3 separate regions of the Homo sapiens genome follow, and all the other regions are linked to region 1. The links are chromatin contacts, found by Hi-C or POLR2A ChIA-PET in ENCODE. All regions are on one chromosome and are shown on one strand. Each heading gives the region's core, a stretch centred on a gene start or an enhancer-like site at or near the end of the contact. The rest is flanking DNA. Distances are from core to core; before and after follow the strand shown. Region 1 holds the start of GATB (glutamyl-tRNA amidotransferase subunit B). Region 2 overlaps LOC127898557 (a long non-coding RNA gene). Region 3 overlaps FHIP1A (FHF complex subunit HOOK interacting protein 1A).

The links. A loop is a pair of places that touch in the nucleus more often than their neighbours do. ChIA-PET counts read pairs that join two places held with the same protein, here RNA polymerase II (POLR2A). Pooled maps may share reads with other maps.
Region 2: a map of GM12878 shows a loop between it and region 1 (5-fold over the local background). The contact joins the enhancer-like site here to the promoter of GATB in region 1. A Hi-C loop is called at or near these places in 2 of 168 maps with a recorded cell type or tissue (GM12878 and endothelial cell of hepatic sinusoid), 15 of 37 single-sample maps with no recorded cell type and 13 of 50 pooled maps.
Region 3: a pooled map shows a loop between it and region 1 (3-fold over the local background). The contact joins the enhancer-like site here to the promoter of GATB in region 1. A Hi-C loop is called at or near these places in 1 of 168 maps with a recorded cell type or tissue (K562) and 6 of 50 pooled maps. POLR2A ChIA-PET finds 5 or more read pairs at or near these places in 2 of 52 experiments (activated CD4-positive, alpha-beta T cell and activated naive CD4-positive, alpha-beta T cell).

Annotation. Positions count from the first base shown.
Region 1 is chr4:151,758,905-151,763,954 of GRCh38, reverse strand. It overlaps GATB (glutamyl-tRNA amidotransferase subunit B), which reads left to right and starts at 2,948. Exons shown (of 13, transcript NM_004564.3): 1 at 2,948-3,148; 2 at 5,033-5,050. The coding sequence starts at 2,973. RefSeq lists an enhancer at 2,953-3,232.
Region 2 is chr4:151,884,657-151,889,706 of GRCh38, reverse strand. All of the region lies in intron 2 of LOC127898557 (a long non-coding RNA gene), which reads right to left. LOC102724700 (a long non-coding RNA gene) reads left to right here. Exons shown (of 5, transcript NR_188364.1): 4 at 1,129-1,216; 5 at 1,944-2,761. Among named protein-coding and RNA genes, the nearest start is that of LINC03074, 69 kb to the left of the region's middle. Within about 2 kb of position 2,011, at least 2 of the 41 ENCODE cell types and tissues checked have a DNase peak (open chromatin) inside an H3K27ac peak, as active enhancers do; they include GM12878, where a contact is called at or near this core.
Region 3 is chr4:151,657,704-151,662,753 of GRCh38, reverse strand. It overlaps FHIP1A (FHF complex subunit HOOK interacting protein 1A), which reads right to left. Exons shown (of 14, transcript NM_001109977.3): 14 at 1-253. Among named protein-coding and RNA genes, the nearest start is that of GATB, 100 kb to the left of the region's middle. Within about 2 kb of position 2,932, at least 9 of the 41 ENCODE cell types and tissues checked have a DNase peak (open chromatin) inside an H3K27ac peak, as active enhancers do.

The DNA of each region.
Region 1 (5,050 bases), core at 1,699-4,198:
TACAATTAAGCACAACTTAGATTTGAGAGAAAAAGTAATCTGTGTTCAGAAATCAATGTGGTTTTATTCATAGTTTTGAGTCAAATGCAGAGGTGAGCCAGTTCATTCCAACTCTGACATTCAAAGACCCACTGAAGAGCACTAAACAAAACCAAGCATGTTATTTTGACACATCTAACTACTGCCATTTATAAGTAACGACTCGAAATTCTGCTCTGCTTTACATAGCTTTTTAAAAACCTGTTCTAAATCTATTTGTACTGTGTATCAATTATATGGATAAAATAAGAGCCGAGAGGCTCTCCCTAAGAAAAATGTTGTTTTTGCTAGAAACTCTGCCCAGCTACCTTCTGAGTTCCTTGAAAATGAAAATCTCTGTGTCTCCCAGATGACAGCCACCTTGTCGGTGCAACCAAAATAGCTCTCGCAGCTGGAGAGCTGTCTATCAGCAATAGTTCTGACAGATATCAGATTTGGCATGCAGCAGGAAGGCTAGAAATGGTCCCACAGAAGGCGGTTTGGTGGGAGTATGACCAGCTAAGGAGCAAGGCAGGGGGAGCACTCAGAAAACAGTGCTCCTGTTTTCACAAGGAAAACTACAGGCATTTCGGGAAATGACAAATAGTCTTGAGGGAGAGGACAGCCAAAGAGATGGTTATTGACAAGTCTCTATTTCCACGATTAGTTCTATAGGATTTTTGAAAGGGCAATGATTAGATAGAGACAAGATGCAGGAAACTGGCCGGTTTCCGTTCGTGAAAGGAAGCAAATACACTTACATGCGTAGGATTTTTATCTCCTCTAGTGGTGGGGTGGGGCCTTTGAGGCGATAGCCTATTACTGAATAATACCGCTTCAGAAACAAAGATGAGCTTCCCTTATAGCGCGTTTTACCCGTAAGATTAGGATTTTCATTAAATGTGTTGCTCTCCCTTACAGTGGTTTTCAAAACATTCCCAATCTTCCATTTGATGGAGTGAATCGCCTTTTAAGGATGCTGATTACCAGCGATGAGGTAACAAGTGTCCCCCTCTCTTTTTAGCTAGAGATACAAGATTCCATTCTCCTCTGTTGTCCTAACAAAAGTGAAGCCATTTTGTGCTCAGAGGCAACTCTCCTGACCCCTAGTCTGGGCCAGAAAAACCTGAGGAGCTAAATAAGTAAAAGAAAGCTAGCTTACCTAGAGTAAAGGTGGAAAACATGGAAACTCAGAGGGAAGACTCTAGTAAAGGATCTAGAGAATCATCTGAACCTTAAATAAAGGGCAATAATTAGAGAGAAATTTTGGAACAAGTCTCCACCACTCCCTTCCAGTCCCTGTCATTTTTGTCATTTTCATCCTTGGTCAAATGACTGATACTTCTGGTGTGGCAATTTAGAACAGTGATAGTGGATGAAAAAGTAGAAAAGATGGAAAAAATAAATGATGACAATTTTAAGGACAGTAACTAAAGTTTCTTTCTTCCATATGGATATGCAATTGAAGTGTATTAAAGGAAAAGATCAAAGGTTACAGCCAACTAATCAATGGATTATTGATCAATAACTGAAAATCTATCAATGTGAAGTATACAAAATATGCAGCTTTTCCCCTTGCCCTGCTCTATACTCAGAATTAGGCATCACTGATGTCTACTTGATTTCTCCTCTTGAATGTCTCCAAGGCAACCAAACTCATATGTTTTCTTTGCAAACCTGTTCCTTTTCTGGTTTCCTTATCTCGGTGGATAACTTCATCAGCCAGTTGTGCAAACCAGAAATCCAGGAGTTATTTGTTTCTCCTAGCCTTCCACCATCATATCCAATCCATCAGAGTCCTTCAATTTTACTTCCTATATCTATCTCAAACAGATCCATTTCTCTTTGGCTCTGCCACCACCCTAACTCATCATCTCTCCCCTAAACAATTACTGCTCCAAAGGGCATCCACTCCATCCTTTGTCAAATGCATTCTCCACACTGCACTACTTTATTCAACAAATATTTTTAAGGAACCTACTTTGTACTGTAGTGAATAAGACAGACGAGGAATTTGTGGAAATAGAAGATAAACATCAGGCAGTCAAAAGCACTACGAGGACAATCAAAGTCGGGTGATGAAATAGAGAGTGGCTAAATGACTATTCTAGACTGTGTTCAAACACAAGAAATCGGTGGCAGTTTTAACAAGGGGTATTAGTTTTGACACAGGAAAATGAAGGAAGTCCGCTGGGACGATGGTATCTGCTCCTAGCATATAAGGAGTGTGTTTCTGATACTGGCCAATAATAAAAAGGAGGTTAAAATGTACATGAACATTCAATCTAGGGCTGTTTGTCTCCAATTACCTCTGCTTAAACATAGCACTTACTACCTATATGGAAGTATCTTATTTTTGTTAACTTCTGTATGTCTCCCTTCTTTAGAATGTAAGCTCCATGAACATGCGGGCCATAACTGTCTTGATCTCTGCAGTAACTACAGTGCCTAAGAGAACTGAGCCTGGCATTACGGTAGGCATGCAAATAAGTATTTGTTGCATTAACGCACAAATTGCTGAGTGAAGCAGGAGAGTAGACAGAGAATATAACGGATTGGGTTTGGGGGCTGAGGAAGTCTCTGCTGAGCTGTCAAGGTCATTTACTTCCCCTTGCAAGGTTAACTGGGTTATAAAATCCCGGCCACGCTTTAGCACCAAGCATCAAGCGCTCACACTCTAACTTATACACACGCTCACAGCCACAAACCTCTCCAACTCCCCGCTAGGAGGAGTCACACCTCCCCACCCAGAAACCCTCCCACCCTCTCCTCTATTTCTCCTTCCCTCCCCTCTCCGCGGGGTTCCGGCAGGCTTCGAATCACAATGCTCGCCGGGAATAGTAGTCTTCCGGTCCGAGCCTATGGCGTTTTTAATGCATTTCCAGAACTACGCTTCCCAGGGAGCCTCGCGGCATAGTGAGGCTGAGTCACCTGACCAAGACCCTGGAGTTACAATGGCGGCGCCCATGCTGCGCTGGGGCTGCCGTGGAAGACGTTGGGCTTTCGCCCGGGTTGACGGTGGTTCTTGCCACCGAAGAGGGGCTCCGACTGGGTCCACATCCAACCAGATTAGGGGAGAGAGCTCAGTGGCTCAGCAGCCCCTCCACACGGCCCAGAAGACGAGGAAAGGGTATTCTGTTTCATACATTTCTGCCCACCTAACTGTGAGGTGGAACTGCAGGACTGGGGAAATAATGGCAATTACGGCCCAGCTTCTAGACGTTTTGGCTGACGGGAGGGCGTTGAGTTATAACCTGGAGCCCCGAAACCTAAATAAAAGCACAAACAGACTTTCTATCAACTCCGCCCCCATATATAAACCACTGTTTTCAAATAGATGTAGTTGGGGAATTCGCGAGTGTAAAATAGCAAATATTTTCTTGAAGGGTGCACAGACAGAAGAGTGGATTCGGTCATCTTACTAATAGCACTAGCAGTGGGGACGGTGACACGAGAAGCGGGATCATATTTAGCTGATTTTATTTAGCGCTAGTATGGGCTGGCAGCGTTCTAAAGGTAGAAAGGGAGCCTTTACCTACAAGCTCTTGGTAGTGGTGGGTTATTGTCATTAGTCAGAAAACACTAGCTATCTGTGCAGGCGTTTTATGTTGGAATATGTGTGACTAGACCTAGGAGGACGCAGCCAAAAGAAGAGATACTCCCCCTGGTTATATGGAGAGTTTTGCTTATTTGGCCAGATATCCCCTGAACAGCTGTTTATGCTTCATTATGTAAGAATTAAATAGTTTCTCTTTAAATACAGAAACATATGGCAAGTTTCTAATATTTTGTTTATTCTTTGAGACTAGTTGGCATTATTTTTACTTTCAGTTGGAGGAACAGAGGGAAATTGTCCAGAAAGAAGTATTCAGTTTTGTATTCTTTTCGTGAATTAGATTGTTTCCTTGTGAATGGAAAGTACATTTTTTCTCTCATGTAATGGAAATGCAAAAATACTTTGAATGGTGCTTTACTGCATGCAGAATTTCTAATGAGTTCCTACTTTAATTCCCCTCCCTTATGGGCTGTGTTTCCAAACTTTAAAAAGAAGGACTTATTCTTGCAGTACTTCAGATATAGAACTTTATATGTTGAAATGATTGAAACAAAACAAAACGATGTAAAATATGTATATATATATATATGTATATACACAAAATTACTTGGGAGAAGAGCAGGATAGGAACATACATGGATTTCATAGGGAATAAGCACATTTATAAGGACCTGGAGAGGCCTATGTACAGACCCAACAGAGTAGGACTGACCAGATAAGAGAGATTATTATAGCATTTAACAGCTTCTTAGATTTGATAGCAAATAAGCATTAAAAAAGTAACCTGAAATTAGGTCTCAGGAATTGAAAGTGATTTGGGGGACCAAAAATATGCCGCATCAGATGGTTTAGTGTGGTGGAGTTTTGCAAAATTTTTTTAAGAGTATCATTTAGTGGTGATTTATTGTATCTGTGTCTCTCTGGTTATTATACATGCAAACCAAAACATGGTTGAGAATTTCCTTTTTAAATAAGAGACGTGGAACTATTTATCATTATTTCTCTAGTAGTAGAATGTTGCCATTTATGTTAATTCTAGATAATGTGGGAAAGATCAGCTTTCATCATTTACTGAGTGATTACTTGATAAGTTACAGTTAATTTGTTAAATGCCGCTTTTCACTGAAGTCAGCCAAGCAGTTGTCACCTGATACCCATTTCTAAATTGTTTTAAGACGCCAAATTGTTCCTTTCTCTATAGCCTTCATGTTTATATCATCAGCCTCCTGATGCCATGTTGTAAATGAATTTTAGTTTGCCAATCTCAGTGTAGGCGCTTATTCTAAATTGTTTTTTATTTAGTCACTGATAAAATATGACACATTTTTAATGTGAGGATATAACATTGTATTAAGTTTAAAACACATATAGGAAATTAACATTTGTGGTTTAGACTTATAGAAATTCATTCATGGTGACAAATATAATACATCTTAACCATTATCTCTTTCTTCTTAGTGAACACAAATGGGCTGC
Region 2 (5,050 bases), core at 762-3,261, 130 kb before region 1:
CCACAGGCTATGGTTTGCCAACCTCTGCTCTACAGGCTCACACTCTTATTGGGAACACAAAATAGAGATACAAAAAATGTCTAAAGCCAAATGATCTTGCCCGGAGTCTTGGAAGATTAGTCTAGTAACAAGGCCTGGGTCAGGTTGTGGAGAGCTTTGTACGTCAAACTCAGTGTTTGGAAGTCAGCTGGTAAGCAGTGAGGCACCATTGATGGCTTTCAGCAAAGGACTGTTTTTTGGAAGATCAATTTTGCAACAAGATGCAGAATGGATGAAAGCATAGAGAGCCTGGAGGCAGGGAAACTTGTAAGAACTCTGAAGTGGTACTCAAAGCATCAAGTGAGAACTCAGATTCTGCAGGTAGTCGGGGAATGGAATGGGAAGTACAGGGTGAGAGATATGTCATAGTTTGATGACCGGATATGAGGTCTGAAGGAAGGAAGGAAACAAAGATTCTTTGGGTGGCTAAATGGTGGTGCTGAATGAACAGATACAAACATTTGGGAAAGGAACATTGTATGAAGGGACAATTCATTTATCTCAATGTATGTTACTTTAGAATTGATAGTGGTACACCCACATGAAACTGTTCATCTAAAATACTAGGAGAGCTCATCAGTGTGGCCAGTACTGCAAACTAGAATTGTGGGCCATGCATGAAAAATCAATAGCAACAAAAGTAAGAAGGTTAGTAACAATGGACACTCATGGACAGCCGTTATCCTGCCAGGTATCGATTTAGACATATTACAATGGATTATCTCCTTTAGTCACCCCTACAGTACTCTGAGGCATATATTATTATCCTTATCTTACAGATATGGAGATTGAGCCTTAGAGAGGTAAAGTGATTTGCCCAAAGTCACACAGTTAATAAGGTGTCACACCACAACTAGAAGTCATGTGTGTCTGCCTTGGAAGGCTGAGCTCACAACATCAAACCTCAGCCTCTTGGTTCAGGGGATTTCCTTCCTGCGTGCAGTTTTCTTTCCTCTCCACTAGCCTGTTGAACTCAGAGCCTGTGTTCACTCTTGGTTTCCCAATGCATATGGAAAAATACCCTCTTTCTTCACTAAATTAACCAAAACCCCCCATGGTGCTACTCACACACCTACTCATCCTTTGCAGGTCTGACTTCTCTCCTGGAGGCTCCCTCACTCTCTTCTGCCAGAAATGAGACCCGGGGAAAAACAGCGGTATCATCTATATCCCTGCTGTACGTGAGGTCACTGAATTCCCCTGATCAGTCCCTCTCTCACAGCTTAGCATCTAGACTTCACGGTCATGGCCTCTTCCCCTCACCTTGTCTGGCAGCAGGGCCGGTTCACACCTTGCATGTGTTCCTTCATGTTTTAGCTCCCAGAGGTAGATGGCAAAATAACCACAACCCTTCTTCTTCCTGCAACCATGCCCTTGAAACATGACCCTGAAGCCCCTTTCATCAAGAGGTAGAGTCTGTTTCCCTTCACTTTGGGTCCAGGCTCGCCTTGTGACCTGCTTTGACCATTAAAATATGATGGAGTCATATTTTGCCCATTCCAAGCCTAGGCTTTAAGATTTCTTACACACATTCACTCTCTTTCGAGACCCCTATGTCTGCCTGGGCTAGCCTGCTGTGGGAAAAGAAGCTATTCGGAGCAGAGAGGCATAGCTCATTGTCCCAGCCAAAGCCTGAGACATGAGAGAGCCCAGCCAAGATGAACACAACCACCCATCCACCCAACACACCAACACCACTGACTGTGGGTGCCTGACAGAGCAAGCTGTGCCCAGACTAAATTGATGACTTACAGAATCTTGAGCTAAACAAATGGTTGTTCATCTTTTTTAAACTACTAAGTTTAGAGATTTCATAGCGGTATCTAATACACTACCCTTTTCTCACTAAGATATCAACAATATCTACATTTGAGTAGCAATCAGCTAACTGCATTTTATTCTAGAACTTCCTGTACTGCACATATTGGAGGACTCAGTCACCGACTTGCCTGTGGTTGCTATGAGTCGCCTACAGAACTGAAAATGGGAAGCAGAACTAGGCTGGTTGTACTCCTAACCACAAGGACACTCTCCTCCTCAAATGAAAAGGCTCTAATTAAAAGGCAGGAAAGATCAGGTATCTCTGGAGTTCACTTTTAAAATTGTCAAAAAAAACCTCAAAGTCGCTTTGCTTCTGACTATCCATACATTGGAAGACTAATTAACTATGACAAGCTGACCAGTGGAGACCATTTTCATAAGGATGACACGATGATGGATGGGTGCATGCTGTTACAATGTCATTGCTAAAAAAGACGTGATGAGTCCAAGTTCCAATTACTAAGATTCATATACAATACAGAGGTCTTTTTCAAGCCACAGAACCCCATTGCAACAGGCTGACGTGTCGTCTTTTCTGTATTTAAGAGACACATTCATGGGCCGGTGACATACTGAGCTATGCATGCTAGGCCTTCTCTGCATCTGGCAGCTGGAACGAGACACAACTAAGTCTTGTTGCTTCAGGGCTTTGGGTACCAAATGAGGCATTAGCACAATAGAAACACCCAACCCAGAGCAATGTTTTCCCATCTTCAGACTTGGAGGCCAAGAGGCAATAGCAAGGACATTATGTAGATATTTATACAACCATTTAAAACATAACCACTCAAAAATGTCAAAACCATTCTTAGCTTACTGGCTGTAAAAAGTAGGCAGCTGGCTGGATTGGGCCCACGGGCTATAGTTTGCCAACCCTTGCCTTAAATAAACAAACTTGTTAGATTTCTCACTAGTGTTATATTTCTGCAGCTAAAGTTCTCTTAGTTACAGAAAATTTCTCTTAGGTACAGAAAATCTGGTCACAAGAAGTTTGAAAAATAAATTAACATAAAATTATATACAGTCACATATTACTAAGATATGTAACGTATTATATTAGTATATGTTATTATAATATACAATTTTATATTATAATAACATATGATATATATTAATATATTACTTGTATTAAATTAATATATGGATATAATAATATATTAATATATAAATATGCTAATATATTTTATATCAATATAAAATATACTATAGTAATCAATTATATACAGTAATATATTAATTATTATTTGTTTCAGCTAAAGTCACAAACTGTTTTCTTTCCTTCACACAAAAGCTAAAGCTCCCTTATATGGTTCCGGATGTTTCCACTAACTCACGGCTTACCTAAATCTCTCAGTTTTGTAAAACAAAAAATACTCCCTTGTTTTACAAAACGGGGAGATTTGTCTAAAAAAAGCAGCAAACAAACACTGATTTCATTATTGGAGGTGGATGGAAGGAAGAATTTTGCAGTCTCCTATTTTTGTCATCTGTTGATCTAAATGTCTTTTCTGTAAGAAAGTTGAATACTCTGTGACACTAACATTTCGAATTTAAAATTTTTACTTGGGAATACATTCACATGATTCAAGAATCAAATCCATATAAAGAAATATCTTCTAAGAAATCCTGCTTTTCCTCCATTGCCATCCACCCTGTAGATAATCCGGTATGTGTTTCCAGGGCAGTTCCTGTTTGCCCCCTTTTATTTTCCAAAGGTAGCCTATTGTGCATGCTGTGTTGTACTTCCCTCTTTTTTCGTTTAACTTAGGATCTGTCCTGGAAATCTTTCCATATCAGTACATAGAGATGTGGGGATGGATCTAAGAGAATTGAAATTAAGCAGATTTATGTTATAAGCAGTTTATTGAGATATTTTAACTCTATAGGGGTACAGAATTGAAATAATGTTGTTTTCTAAACTGTCTCTAATTCTGCTGAATCCAATCCCTTTTTTGCACTGGGTAGTGGCTCCCTCAACATTTCAACCTGACTCCAAAACTTGACAATTACTTCTGTTTATTAAAACAGTCATTTTCAGTTTTTAAGAGTGGTTTAAACACTTATTCCACACACTGTCCCACGGGCCGGATTTAAGTCTCTTGAGGCTTGGCATGGAGCAGTCGTTGGGTGGCAGGGGTGGGGTGTCTGTACTCACACTCTCCCCCTTTCCCTTCAGTGTTGGGGTAAGAACGGGGACAGGGAGGGAGGACTTTCTCCTTCTGTTGTTGCTATGGAGAAGCTGAGGCCCTCCTTTGGGGCCAGTCACTAGCTGCTCATCTGGCTCACTGCCTGTGGGCTTCACAGAGACAGGTGGTGGTGGCTCTATCTCTTATAGGCAGTGGTGGTATGTATGATTAAGGATAAAATGATGTTATAAGTAGCAGAAAATCCAAACAATCATGGCTTAAGTAAGAAAGAGGTAATGAGAAGTCTGGGGCTATTACGATGGCTTCACAATGTTGTCATTGACTTAAGCTCGTTCTGGCTTGTTGCTCTGTCATCCTAGGGTAGCGCTCTCATCCTCATTCTCACAAAATAGCTGCCAGAGCTCCAGCTATCTCATCCAAGTTACAAGAAATAAGGAAATAAGGAAGAGCGAAAAGAGCTAAAGGAGGAAAGAATATTGTCCATCACAGGAAAACAAACCTTCTGAGATATCCCCAGCAGGCCTCCCCTCATTGACCTATTTTACTTGAACAACCTGAGCTGCAACTAGGCAATGCGATTTTTAGCCAGGCATTTTAGCCAGCAACGTTTTCTCCAATAGAATTGGACTTCTCTTCATAAAGTAGAAGGTGAGAGTGGCTGTTCAGTACCTAACACACCACCTTTGCCATATGGTTCCTTGCAAGATTCAGCCACATTTTCCAGTGAACCACCAGCACGTGACCTCACAGTACGCTGCTGGCCGTGCCTCTTGCAAAATTGTAACCATCAAGTTCATCCACCCTCTACCACCCCCACCTCCAGAATCTACTGGTGTGTGTGGTGTGTGCAGGATCTACCTTCAGTCCTCCTCGGACACCAGAAACCGCAGAGCATGCCCTTGTCCCTTGTCTGCCTGGCCATCCTGCTATTCCAGCCCTCTCTCGCCTGCCTCTTCCTCCAAGTGCCCCCTACAGTGCCAGGCACCCTACCCTTCTGGAGGTCGGCAGTTTGCAAACAACTTAATGAAGGGGGATAATTGGGG
Region 3 (5,050 bases), core at 1,683-4,182, 100 kb after region 1:
TAACAGCAGGAGTCCTCAAAGTCACCCAAGATCTTGTAGCACAGAATGGAGTGTTCCTGGGCCAAGGCCGCCAGCTCCTTCAGGAACTCTGGGAAGAGGGCAGCAGCCAGCATGGGGTTCCTCACCGGCAGGGGCAGGTTGGGGGGTGCCTCAGCCACCTTGGTTCTGTGGGTCAGGAAGGGCTGAAGCACTCTTGGAGGTCCATCCAAAAGGTTCTTGCCACTTCCTGTCCTGGAAGCCTCCTGAATGGGATCTGAAAGCAGAAAGAAAACCATCATGGTGTCCCTCCATAGCCTTCTAATCCACCCTCTTCAGTGAAGCATGTGTTTGGGGGCAGAGTTGCTGGAGAGTATCTAGTTATGAGTGCAGTTCCTATAACGGACTAAATCCTGAAGATGCAGCCCTTGTGCACTCCATGACACACATATTTGCCCAACAGATATCCTCCACCATATAGCATCTGATATGAGACTTTCACCCAAAATTCCTTCTAAGGAACTTCATGCAGAAATCATGGCAAGAATATAGGTTTGTCAAGAATCCTCCATGCCAGAATGTGGAAATGGGAGAAACTGACAAAGGCATCTCCTGTCATTGGCTTATTAAGGGGCGATGAGTAGTCCCGCCTGCTCTGCCAGCCTCTCATGCTGGGATGACTGTTCTCCCTTTGCCAGTTAAGCCCTGACAGCACAGCATAGCTCCAGCAGGGAGGCTGGGTGAAATGGGTCACTCCAAGCTCTCTGCAGCGGGTGCTCCAGCCTCTCGGGCTCCCCGGTGACCTCCAGTCTTCTGGCCAGGACCTCCAACGTTTTACATAAAAGGAGAGCGGAAGATTCCTTGAGATCAGCAGAAATAATGGAAGGGAAGGAAGTTGGGTGCTGGAAAGACCAGATTAAGAACTTCCTGCAACCATGGGGAATTAGTAGCAGCAAATGGCTTAGAAGCCTATATTGAAGGAGGGTTCCCATCTCAATTTCAATAACATAGGCTTAAGATGAGTTCAAATTTTAACATATCCAAGTGATTTGCATTTTCCTATCAAATCAGTTTTTACTAATTAAAATGGTTCAACATCCCTATTTGATTCCTGAACATCATCAGCCCTCATATATTTGTAGGAATTATTTATGTCTTCCTCTGCCCCCTACCCAAACAATCTCATTACTCCTTATAAATCATTATATTCAAGTTCTTCATTATTTTGGCTGCTTCTTAGAATTCAGTACCATTTTTCAACACTCTTCTCAGAGTGTTGCTTAACTACAGTACTAAAAATTCTTGACATTTATAGTACTTTCCACATCTCACTACTATAGTCTTTAGTGTTAAAAAAAAAAAAAAAAAACAACTTCCACTTGACTGCTTTAAATATCCTTTTAGATTAAGGCTTATCACAGCTTTAATGCCATAAAGAACTGGAAAAGTTGCTGAGAATCTGTCTTCTGCTACCTTTCAGCAGAAATTCATGTCCCGGCAACAGAGTGAGCACAAAAGTGTTGATGTCACTGAGGTACATGTCAACCTTGGAGAGCACCCCTTCTCATCCCCAACCCTAGCTCAGGCCCTGTCACTCTCCAAAGCGCCCAGCAAAGCTCACAAAGGAAGCTGGCCTGCGTTCCAATGGGGACTGGGACACCATGGACCTACTCCCAGACCGAGACCTGCACTGTTCATGCTTGTTCCTCCACCTGGAATTCCCTGCCCCATTCTCTGCTCACCTAAATCTTACTAGCCTTAGAGGCATTATTTGTACAGTGGTTAAGACCACAGAGTCTGCCACTTGCTGGCTGACCTCAGGCAAATTGCTTTACCTCTCTGTACTTCTATTTCCTCACCTGCCAAAAGCTATTCATAGAGTTGTTATAAGGATTAAATGAGTCAATAGGTATAAAGTACACAGGGACCTCTGAATGGGTGTCAGCTACCACATCATCCTCATCAGTACAGTTGCCACCAACTTCACAATGAATTTCCAGTTTCCTGCCCCCAGAAGTCATTCCTATAGTCTTTATGCCTTCCTCTGCCCTCTACCCAAACAGTCTCATTCTAGCCTCCTCTCCATGTTATTGACCAACTAAGGCCTGCATTGCCCTTCAGCCTCACATTGTTTATGTTTTATCACCTCTGCTAGACTCCAACCTTTCTCAGGGCTGAGCCCTATCTGATAACATGTCTTTAGCAACCCCTAACACACTTCTGTATTCACAGAAGCTAATAAACATTTGCTGAATAAATGAGTGAAGGAACTGATCTCATCAGTCTTCCCTACTCCTGATTCTCCCTGCAGCTGCTCGTATTCCTCTCCCCATTCTCCTTCAAATTCATTCATTCTCTTCCAAATTCATTCATTCTCTTCCCCCCTAAAAAGGGGTTTTGTGACTCATTTGTCTAGCTTGATCTGTGAATAAAAAGTGTCATTGCTAAGGCTCATTTACCCAGTATGAATCCAAGAATCAGAACTGTCTTCACTAATGAAGGCAGAACACCCAGTGAGGGAGACCAGGGGCTGGCTGGGAGATCCATAGCATGATTCCATCAGTGGTGGCAGCACATTGACCCGGGCTCCCCTCCGGGGTCTTGGCCTTTCAGTGTGTCACCAAGCACCATCAAATTCTCCATTCAAAAGCAAGCAGACCCGAGTTATGGTCCCTACCTGGCCACCAGCTCATCATAAAATGTCTGTTTCCATCTCTGTAAACTGGGGCCATTACCTACCTGATCTCCCTTCTAGAATCAGTGCCCAGTAAAAGGGCTCTGAATATAAGTAAATACAGTGAACTGTTACTCTGTGGTTTGGAAAGTATTTGAGTAGAAAGAGAAAGGCATGGCAAGTGGCTGAATCTCAGAGACCAACAGCCTCAAGAATAATAATGTGGAACTGGGAACAGGACGTCCGCTCTCTCTGGAGCAGCGGCCACACAGACTTTTACTGCTGTTGGAAGCATTAGTGAGGAGGCTCGTTTTTCATCGGGGCTGCCAGGAGGTGAAGGGAATGCAGGGCCTGCATAATGGAGCAGCTCTGGCTACAGACGCCTGAGTTACGCCCCTCATAAAAGGGTCCAACAAGCATGCACGAGCACCTGAAGAAAAAGGCAGGACGGAGGGAAGTATAAATAAATGTCAGAATTAGGAATGGCTTCTGAAATGTTGCCCTGGGTCTGAAAAGCTGCAACACAAGGTTTTCAAGACTAATACTGGGAAGATTTCAGAAGTGAGGAGAGAGATACATTATGTGTTCATCTCCCTGGCAGCAGCATTAGGCAAAGGGCAGAGCACACAGACACTTGGAAACCCAAATATTTGGCCCATTACCATAATTCTTCATTGTAAATTGCTCTGTATCCCAGTGAGAACAGGCCTCCCAGATTTGACTCATTTACAGGAAATCATGTCACAGTAAATGCTTCAGAAGTCAGCTTTGTACAAGGGGACAGGAAACTCTCATTCTGTCAGTTAAAGATGCTTTAAGTGGGGGAAGAGTATGACTTGGCTAACCTGGAAAAGTTAGAAAGTTAATCTAAAAAAACTCAAGTAAAAGAAAAATGTTATATCCAGAGAGAAGATTCTTACAGGTCAGAGCCCTGGAGTGTCACAGACCTTACTTAAGGAGCATGGAACCCAGCTAACTAATTTGACAACCTTAGGCAGTGAGAACAAGTTCCCTGGGCACATATTTTGCAATCATGGCCTCCAGACATTCTGAAACCAGGACAAGCCTAAGGTGTGAGTGACCCCCACCCCTTCCCTGAATGTAGGGGTTAAGGCTCAGTGTACCCTGAGTATCTAGTGCACCTCAGTATATCTAGGTTGGTCAGTGTGTACACTCATCTCCTTGAATTAGCTAAGACGGGCTCAGGCACTTGAGTTTCATGATCCTGGTTGAATACCCTGGACCTCTAATTTTGGCTTCCTTAATGAAAATTAAGCTAATGGTGCCTTTTTTGCCCTTTTCAGAGCACTGTTTGATAATGAAAATTGACCGCTTGAGAAAGCCCCTTATAAACTGTAAAATACAATGAAGACCAGGCCTTGTCTAGGAGACTGCAGAATGCCCACAACTTGTTGCAGCTCTTCCCACTCTTCCCATCAAGAGGTGGGGTTTTTGCTCCATTCTTCAATCTGCGCTGGCCCTCTGTCTTGCTTTGGCCAACAGAATGCTGCAGAATGGACCTTACGTGAGCTCCGAGTCTGAGCTTCAAAAGATTTTCTATGCTTCTGCTCTCACTCTTGGAACCCCATTAACTGTGACATGGACCAGCCTGGGCTAATCTGCTGGATGGTGAGAAACACCCCCATCACCTCCATCACTCCAGCCAACAGCCACAGATGTGAGTAAGGCCATCCTAGACATCCAGCCACCCACTGATGGCAGACACACAAGCGAGTCCAGGTAAAATCAGCCTGGCCCAGATCAGCAAAACACCCAGATGACCACACAGATTCATAAGCAATCATAAATGGCCTTGTGTTAAGCCAATGAGTTTTTGCAGTGGTTTATTATACTGGTAATTGGTGTACCTTCTCTCACAGGGTGGGTGGCAGCAGCATGCGCCCTGTTCAGGAGGAACACAGGTCACACACTTACCACCCATGTGTCTAAGGAGGCCACATGGCACCCGAAGTCTACCTTCTCACAGAGATGCCAGGCTTCTTTCCCTCCATGAATGCCTTTGCCTGCTCTTCTCAAAGCCCGACTCCTCGCTTTACCAGTGGCACATGGCCTACCTTTCTTTCAAATCCTAACTTGCAGTACCCTAAGAGCTCATCACAACCCAAGTTCTGGCTTCAGCCGGAAAGCACCTAAGAGATGGAGAACAAATCCTTCATTTAAAAGTCAAGGGACATTGGGCCTGTGAGGTAAAGCAACCAAGATCAAATAGCTGCACAGGGGCAGCATCAGGACTTCAGAGTTCTGGGTTCTTTTCAGCTTCTTTGAAAGGTGGAACAATTGCCCTGAGTTTCATTTCTGCCGCTCACTGCCAGTCTTGTTTCTGATCACTTGCCTTTGGCCCAGGACTGAGAGCCTTACTCTCCCCACTGTTCATCTGCC